Linked DNA regions of Mus musculus: regions 1 and 3 are each linked to region 2. A link is a loop called in an ENCODE intact Hi-C map of the cell type or tissue named here. Cell type or tissue: left cerebral cortex. All regions are shown on one strand.

Evidence for each region. A loop is a pair of places that touch in the nucleus more often than their neighbours do. Peaks named below come from ENCODE experiments on the same cell type or tissue, not always from the same donor. Only the 100,000 strongest peaks of a DNase experiment are listed, where the experiment ranks them.
Region 1: a loop joins it to region 2, with 2.9 times the contacts of the local background. A loop is called at or near these places in 2 of 42 quality-filtered maps.
Region 3: it touches region 2 in a loop (2.1-fold over the local background); 11 of 42 quality-filtered maps call a loop at or near these places.

Annotation. Positions count from the first base shown.
Region 1 is chr10:53,378,083-53,380,582 of GRCm38, reverse strand. Cep85l (centrosomal protein 85-like) reads left to right here and starts at 700. Exons shown (of 13, transcript NM_001204983.2): 1 at 700-1,074. The coding sequence starts at 1,002. In left cerebral cortex, a CTCF peak has its summit at 1,244; DNase peaks (open chromatin) are centred at 680, 1,329 and 1,784; H3K4me3 peaks cover 2,474 bases; H3K27ac peaks cover 2,491 bases.
Region 2 is chr10:53,507,893-53,510,392 of GRCm38, reverse strand. Gm40650 (predicted gene, 40650) reads right to left here. Exons shown (of 4, transcript NR_169148.1): 2 at 1-10. The region is part of intron 3 of Gm20597 (predicted gene, 20597); the gene reads left to right. Among named protein-coding and RNA genes, the nearest start is that of Gm20597, 9.8 kb to the left of the region's middle. In left cerebral cortex, a CTCF peak has its summit at 1,032 (motif pointing right); a DNase peak (open chromatin) is centred at 1,054.
Region 3 is chr10:53,421,809-53,424,308 of GRCm38, reverse strand. Gm36229 (predicted gene, 36229) reads right to left here. Exons shown (of 3, transcript NR_152767.1): 3 at 37-1,736. Among named protein-coding and RNA genes, the nearest start is that of Gm36229, 13 kb to the right of the region's middle. In left cerebral cortex, a CTCF peak has its summit at 1,538 (motif pointing left); DNase peaks (open chromatin) are centred at 1,874 and 2,485; H3K27ac peaks cover 448 bases.

The sequences.
Region 1 (2,500 bases), 130 kb after region 2:
AGCCTCACAAGCTTTAAGTAGTATTTTACTTGAGGATACATCAATATTAAGCTTTTGTTAGCAGTTTCCACATTAGGAAAAACATCACTGGACTCAAAGCCTAAGGAACTTATCGTCTGGGTTACTTCTGATTGGCATGCTGAGACTGCCTCCTTGTACAGTGGTTGACAGTGTTTAGTTTGTATCTAAATATTCAAATGATTATATTGCCAACAAGAGTAATTGCAAGAGGATGCTGTATTCCTTTGTCTTTTCTCAGGATGTCTGTTCCTAGGAAGGGTGGGAAATAAAGTGGAGCAGATGTGGGAGGCAGGGATGTCCTCTTTTCTATTCCCACCGTGATCCATAACCGGTGCTTGTGGAACGCATGACAACAATTTTAATTCTGATCTCCATTCTGAGTCAGATGGCTAGCCCCACAGCCCCTTGAAGCGGTTGCAGGGACAACTCGCACCTTTTATAACAACTGTGCCCCTAGAAAGCACGTATAGGAAGACAGGGTTTGGGATTAAATTATGGACCCTCTCTCAGCTTGAAGGTAACAGGATGGAGAAGTAGGGAGCGGCTTCAGGATGATCACCCGCATGCTGTTAGCAATAGGTTTTTGGTTCGCCAAGAGTCCCAGGCCCCGCCTTGAGGCCCCGCCCTCTGGGCCCCGCCCCCAGCCCCATCCAGGCCCCGCCTGTCCTGGCCCGGCCCGCTGCCTAAGGTTCTGCCGGGCGGAGGGGGCTGAGAGAAGCCGCAGCTGCAGATTCGCTTTGAGCCCCGGAGCCTGCGATCGCGCCGCCGTCACCGGGGAGCTACTAGCTTCCCCGGCCCGGGCCTCAGCGCAGCCGGCTGGGCCATGGCAGCCGCCGCGCTCCGGGGCCGTCGCTGAACAGCCGTTAAGCCCCCCGCCCGGGTCCGGTCCGCGCTGCCGAGGCCCAGGCTCCGCTCAAGTTTCCGCCCAGAAGCCGAGGCGACCGCGGGCCCCGAGCTCCAGGCTCGCCCGCTCGCCCGCTATGTGGGGCCGTTTCCTGGCCCCGGAGGCTGGCGGCCGGGACAGCCCCAGCGGGGCCCGCAGCTTCCCTGCGGGTAAGGAGGACTGCGGGCGGGTGGGGTGACGGCCGCCAGGGCTTCTCCGGAGTCCGCGCCCTAAGGCCTGCGACCCCCGCGGGGTGACAACTCGGCTCTTCTGGGCCGCTCGGCCGGGCTTTGTTGTCCCTCGTGTGGTGTGCGTGGCTGCCCCACGCGGGACGCGGGCGGGAAGGTCGCTGCAGTGTCGCCCGCAGCCACTGCTCCAGAGAAGCTGCTGAGGACTTGGTCGCCGATTGAGACCCCCGAGGGGGCGGCAGCTCTTAGAAAGCAGGTCGCATGGCTGCCAGGGCTCTCCTGGGTCCCATCAGAGCCCAGCCGCCTTCGAAACGGGGCTCAGGGAAACTGGGGGGTTGCAGCTTTGCGGTGGTGGTTGTAGGGACTGTTAGAATCAGACAACCATTTCATGCCTGCATCACCCAGAAGTTGTGTAGGAGCCACTGAATTATAAATCTTCCCCTAACGTGGAATAGAACAAGAAGAGTTGGCTTGACCATGACAAGTTATCTAATGATGACAGTCTAAAGGGCTCTTTAATCTGAACTGAATCATGAACCCCTTTGAAAAGCTGAAAGATACATAAATTTTTTTCCTTCTCCCCCCCACCCCCCAAGAGAAAAGGGCTACTTATTTGTACGCAGAATTTCTCCTAAAAATTTAGGTATTTTGGGGACCCATGGGTGGTAACCCTGTTCTACAAAGTGTTAGAACTTGACTTGTGTAACTTAGAGGCAGTTGTGTACCTTTTGCAAAACTGTTCGAAAAGAAGCATTTTGTAGGAGTCCTTTTGTGGTATTCTCTGCCTTTTTGAAGATACCATGCAGGCACATTGCTACTGAAATTTTGAACAATGAAATTCTGTGACAGTTTAAATTCTAAACTATCAGTAGTTCTCAACCTCCCTAATGCTGCGAACTTTAAAAGTTCCTCATGTTGTGATGTCCCCAAACCATAAAATTATTTTCATTGCCACTTCATAACTGTAATGTTTGCTATTGTTATGAATTGTAATGGACGTAGTTGAAATGTGACTCTCATGAGGTCATTTGACGTCAAGGGGTCGCGCGACCCAGAGGTTGAAAACCATTGGTTTAGAACTGTAATGTCTGTATGTCTGTCTCTATGTGTGTGTGTATATAATGTATATAATGTATATATATATGTATGTATATATGTCTCTTACACCTTATTCTTTTATACCCTCCCATAATAGTTTTAGAATAGAGATTAGAATAGCTGTGAATTTAGTAACAATATATGCAGGGAATTACTTTCTAAAATATTTACTGGTTGCCTTCAAGAGTAGACAGACATTTAGAGGTTTCTGATGCTTACCCAGTTGTTGTGGGGCCTGGCCTGGAAGTGGCTTTAGTGATGGAGAAGGTACTCATCCCTGGGGGCCAAAGAGAGTGATTTCCAGCTATCC
Region 2 (2,500 bases):
GGGTGATGCGCTAGAAGGAAGGTTAAAGCTTTTAAGAATCTCACTACAGATAACGTTTAAAAACATTACAGTTATACTTTCTCCATCAGAAAAGTCCCCAGGTCTACAGCACTTCTTATGTGAATGAATAAAGGAAGTTAAAAATATAAGTGGTGAGTTGGGTGCTGCTGTTCTTCTAGTCTTCGATAAACAAAGGAACCACCAGGGACAATGTAAAGAGTAGAGCTCTAAACAACACCAGTTATAACATTTGTTTCTACTCAGTCTGTGCCCTAAGCCACAGTCCCTTTCCCTCCTACCCACAAGGCTCAGACTCTCTGGCTGTGGACCTACATAGATATCTGGGTTTTTTTGTGGTTGTGTGTGTGTGTGTGTGTGTGTGTGTGTGTGTGTGTATGGGGGTCAGAAGACAACTGTGTGGAGTCAGTGCTCTCCTTCCACTTTTATGTGAGTTCTGGTAATTGAACCTCGTTGCTAGGCTCATATGGCCGGTGTTTTTACCACTGAGCTGTCTCACCAGCCCCTGGTGGCATTTTTACAATGACACCATTGACATCAAATTTATATGCCATAGAACTCACCCATTTCAATGTCCAATGTGGTAATTTTTAGAAAAGTGCAGTCTGGTTTGGGATCATTTCTCTATGCTTCCTCTCCATTCCCTTCCCAATCCCAGGCACCCACTGATGTACATGCTGTCTCTGCAGAGTTGTCTTTTCTGAACATACCACTCCAATGGCCCACAATTTTCACAACACTCCTTATCTCCAGGGAGTTAATCCCAGACCCAGATTCCACAGCTCACTGAATACTGACCCACCAGACAGGCACAGAAGCTAGCAAATGACAGAGCTCCAATTGAGATCCAAGTCTCTCGCTCCCAAATTCCTCCCACTCCTTCCACTTTCCTGGCCTGGGCACATTTTCAATGTTGCATGGCATTTTTACTGATGGCCATTTAGAAGAAAGCCACAAAGATCATTTCGAGTGACCGTGGGTTTCCAGGGTGTTTGGTTTTGTTCTGCTTTCATCATCCACCAGAGGGAGCTGCAATGATCAATCTCTGAACCACTTGTAGTAGTGGAGCAGCCCAAGAAGGAGAATGAAGTCATTTATCTGCACCCTGGGAGTTTCCACAGTACTTTTCCTCTTGGACAATAGCAAATGGCAATGGAGAGTAAAAGCCAAAAACGGTTCCAGTGCACGTTACAAGTCTATGCTCAGGCTTCTCGGGCAGAGCGCTCTCTCCCCTTCTTCCCTCCCTTCCTTTCTTCATTTCTTCTTTCCTCCTTTTTTTGTTTTTGTTTTTAAATATAGTAAAAGGAGAACTTATTTAAGAAGCTTGAGGAGTTCTTCAGTTATGACAATTGGATATAGCAGATAGAAAGTAATCAAAATATTAAAGTGATTTGGATAATATTTTACATTTTAACATAAGAAAGTGGAAATAGAAATATGCCCCCCATACCCATACACACTGTGTGTATATGTGTATGTGTGTGCATATGTGTATATGTATGTGTGTGTATGTATGTGTGTGTATGTATGTGTGTGTATGTATGTGTGTATATGTGTGTGTGTATGTGTGTATGTATGTGTGTGTATATATCTGTGTGTTTGTATGTATATGTGTGTGTGTTTTCATGTGTGAGTCAGACATGCATGTGCCACAGAACAGTACAGAGGTAAGAGGACAACCTCAATGTAAGGCTTTTTTCATTTGCTTCTCGGGATGCTTCTGTCTCTCTCCCATCTTGCCATTGTAGCTCTGGGGTTACAGACTCCTGTCCCAGGTCTGGGGATTATGCAGATTCTCAGGCTTGAAACTCGGGGTCTCAAGCTTGCACAGCAAGAAATTTATGCCCTTGTTCCTTGTTTTCAAGTTCTTAGCCAAATTCAGTCTTTGCTTAGCTGTTCTTACCTGACTAACAGTGTTCAAGTTTGGATCTGGAATGTTCTCAAAGGTTCATGTGTGAAGGGTCTGGTCCCTGTCCTGGCACCAGTGAGAAATGGTAGAGACTGGACAGTGCTAGTCCCTTCCTCTCTCTTTTATTTCCTAGTGAAATTGGGCCCCAGACCTTAGTAGGCCCTGAAACCTTAGCACAACTGACTCCATGATAGAAATGCCATTCAGGTTATAAACACAGCATGTAGACAGCATCGCCTGCCAAAACTAAAACAAAGGACTATTCAAAGTCCATAGTTCCAACTAATCTTGTTCTTCAGCCTGTATAGTTCTACTTCTGGCTAACTGTTCTTGTTAACCAAAATATGTCAATCCAGAATATGGCTTTTGTGCTTAAAAGCTTACTCTGAGAAAGGCCCCATGATACCCCAAGATTCCTAAAACCCAGTGTCGTCACCGGCTGGCTAATAAAGACTTTCTATTGGTTTAAGCCCACATCCCAGCTGTGTTCTCTGGTGAACACCCCACAACACTAGTAGCCACAAAGCAAACAGCTTTTAGCTTGACTTTCCACTTGTCACGGGCTCCCAAATG
Region 3 (2,500 bases), 86 kb after region 2:
GACCAAGGAAGGAAGAACACAGCCAGAGGCCGGATAGAATTTGTCAAGATGGATCCCAGAGATTATAGATTTAATGTTCTAGTTTAAGCAGTTGGAAGTTGTTTAAATTCTTTCTTTAAGTCTTTAAATTGGAAGTTGTTTAAATCCATGAACTGTGCTCAGTTGTGCCCATTCTATATATATAGGAGCTAGAGAAGCCACATATTTCTTATTATACTATAAGAAAAAGAATTTAAACACTGTTGAAGGCAAGACTGGGTGAGGTTATCACATGTGAAAATTTAATCTATCCTCAAATGTTCTTCTTCCTGGAGAAAGAGGAAGAAATATTTAAAAGAATTTCTATACCAAAAGGTTGTGACTTGTGTTGGGGTAAGCAAGGCCCAGTTTCTTTAAAAAGCTCTTTTAGAGTTCTTTTCCCTAGGTTGGAGTTCTCTTCCCCATAGTGGGTGTTTGGAAGAGCTCCCAGTATTAACACTTGTATCAAGGTGGGAGAAGGCAGCACCTCACTGTCAGTTAAGGTCAGCATGCTGTCCCTAACAATTGTGGTAGAGCAGCTGGCATGATATTTAAAGTGACATAGTCCTCAAAACTCTCTGGAAGGCTTCTTCAGATGATAGAGTTACAGTGATCAAAATCGATAGGTATAATTTATTTGCCTAATAAAACACACTCCAGGAGCAGTGGTTCTTAAATTCAGTAGGCCCTGGTGTTGGCTCTCTTGTACTTGTCTTACTGGCTTGCCAGTGAGTTTTGCAAGCACCTAAGTTCATATCTTAATACTCTTGATACTTTAACTCTGTAAGGTGTTCTGGTGTTCCAGGCTAAGAGGAAGGTCCAACTGGTCCAGGTTGCAACTTTCCATATGGTTCTTGGGACAATTTGGTGCTTAAAAGCCAAATAATAATATGAAAAGACTACATTATCAGATGTACTACACCATGTCCCTGAGCCATTACCACATTATTTGCCCTTGTATCTGGGCATAGTATTTGGGATAAATGATCTCAATCAATAACAGGACTTTGGCAGTCACCAATACACCAAAGGCTAACACAGCCATCATGATAAAAAAACAACTTAGTGAAGGCTCAAGAGTACAACTTCACAGACAAAGCAGTGGGTCAAAAGGTACTCTGTCATACTTCTGTAGCGGTAGCTTTAGCTACACTGCTTTCAGCTCCTGGTGAGTCACAGGTGTGTACCTGCCCAGGAGCTATTTCGGATCTGCCAATGAAAGACACACACACACACACACACAATCACTGTTGCATTTTTCAGTATATCCTTGGGAAATCTTGGGGTAGAGTCATGGTATACTTCTAGTGTTGTCCCCCATATTTGTTTGATGGGCAACAGTGAGCTTTAAGAAAATTCCGGAGGGGGTGGTGGGAACTGGAGAGATAGCTCAGTGATTAAGAGCACTGGCTACTCTTCCAAAGGTCCTGAGTTCAATTCCCAGCAACCACATGGTGGCTCACAACTATGAGCTTGGTAATGAGATCTGATGCCCTCTTCTGGTGTGTCTGAAAATAGCTACAGTGTACCTATATACATTAATAAATAAATCTTAAAAAAAAAATTCTAGGGGACAACCATGATTCCAGCTGAGAAGAAGTTTGTTCTTCAAGTATGTAGATCGTCAAATGAAGTTTCCTTATCCAATGTGGTTTGCACACACTAGAATACTGATTGCAGCTTTTAGAAGGGCAATCTTCTTTTCTTTCTCTCTGCTTCTGTAAACAGAGAAACAAACATGAGAAGCAGTTTGCTTTTGCTTTCAAGAAGAGAAATGTGTATTTCAACTTAGGCTTATGCCAACTCTCTGTGCTACAAATTGGTCCACAGGAATTGGTTGTCCCTTCATTCTGGCTGCACTGAGAAGAATGTGCTGATGAGATCAGACAGCAGGAGGAGGCTGTTATTTTTAGATTAAGACCAAGCGTGTCAGAAAGGGAAAATAAACCCCATGGAAATACAGTGAATTTTCTTGGGGTGTTGTATTGTATGACATGCATTGAACTTCTCCAATGTCAAGGACAGTTTGTTTCCAAATCTAGAAAATAAACATACTATGATTGATGCTCTTTTTGGAGTTTGGAAATAACACATAGAAGTCTTTACGACTCTCAGCTATTCTCCCCAGTGATCTGACAGCTTTGGGGCTCAAAAAAAAAAAGCTATTTAGATTGTTCAAGCCATAACTGTTCCGTATAGCTCTTAGGACTCATAGCATTCAAAAGCTAAATGCGAAGGTGGAAATATAGTATCCAAAGTCCCTTCATGGGAAACCATCAGTGTGTTAGATCACAACCCTCTTCACTGAGCAGTCACTCTTCGGAGAAATAGCTCCTAACTATGGGACCTGATAGAAACCAGGCGACTAGGAAACATAATCTGCCTGGCTTACGCGGGATGTTATCTAATCCACCTGGTTGCAAAGTCAGGCACATCTGAAATGGAAATAGTATATGAGTAAGTGCATCTGAGCTGGCCTGGC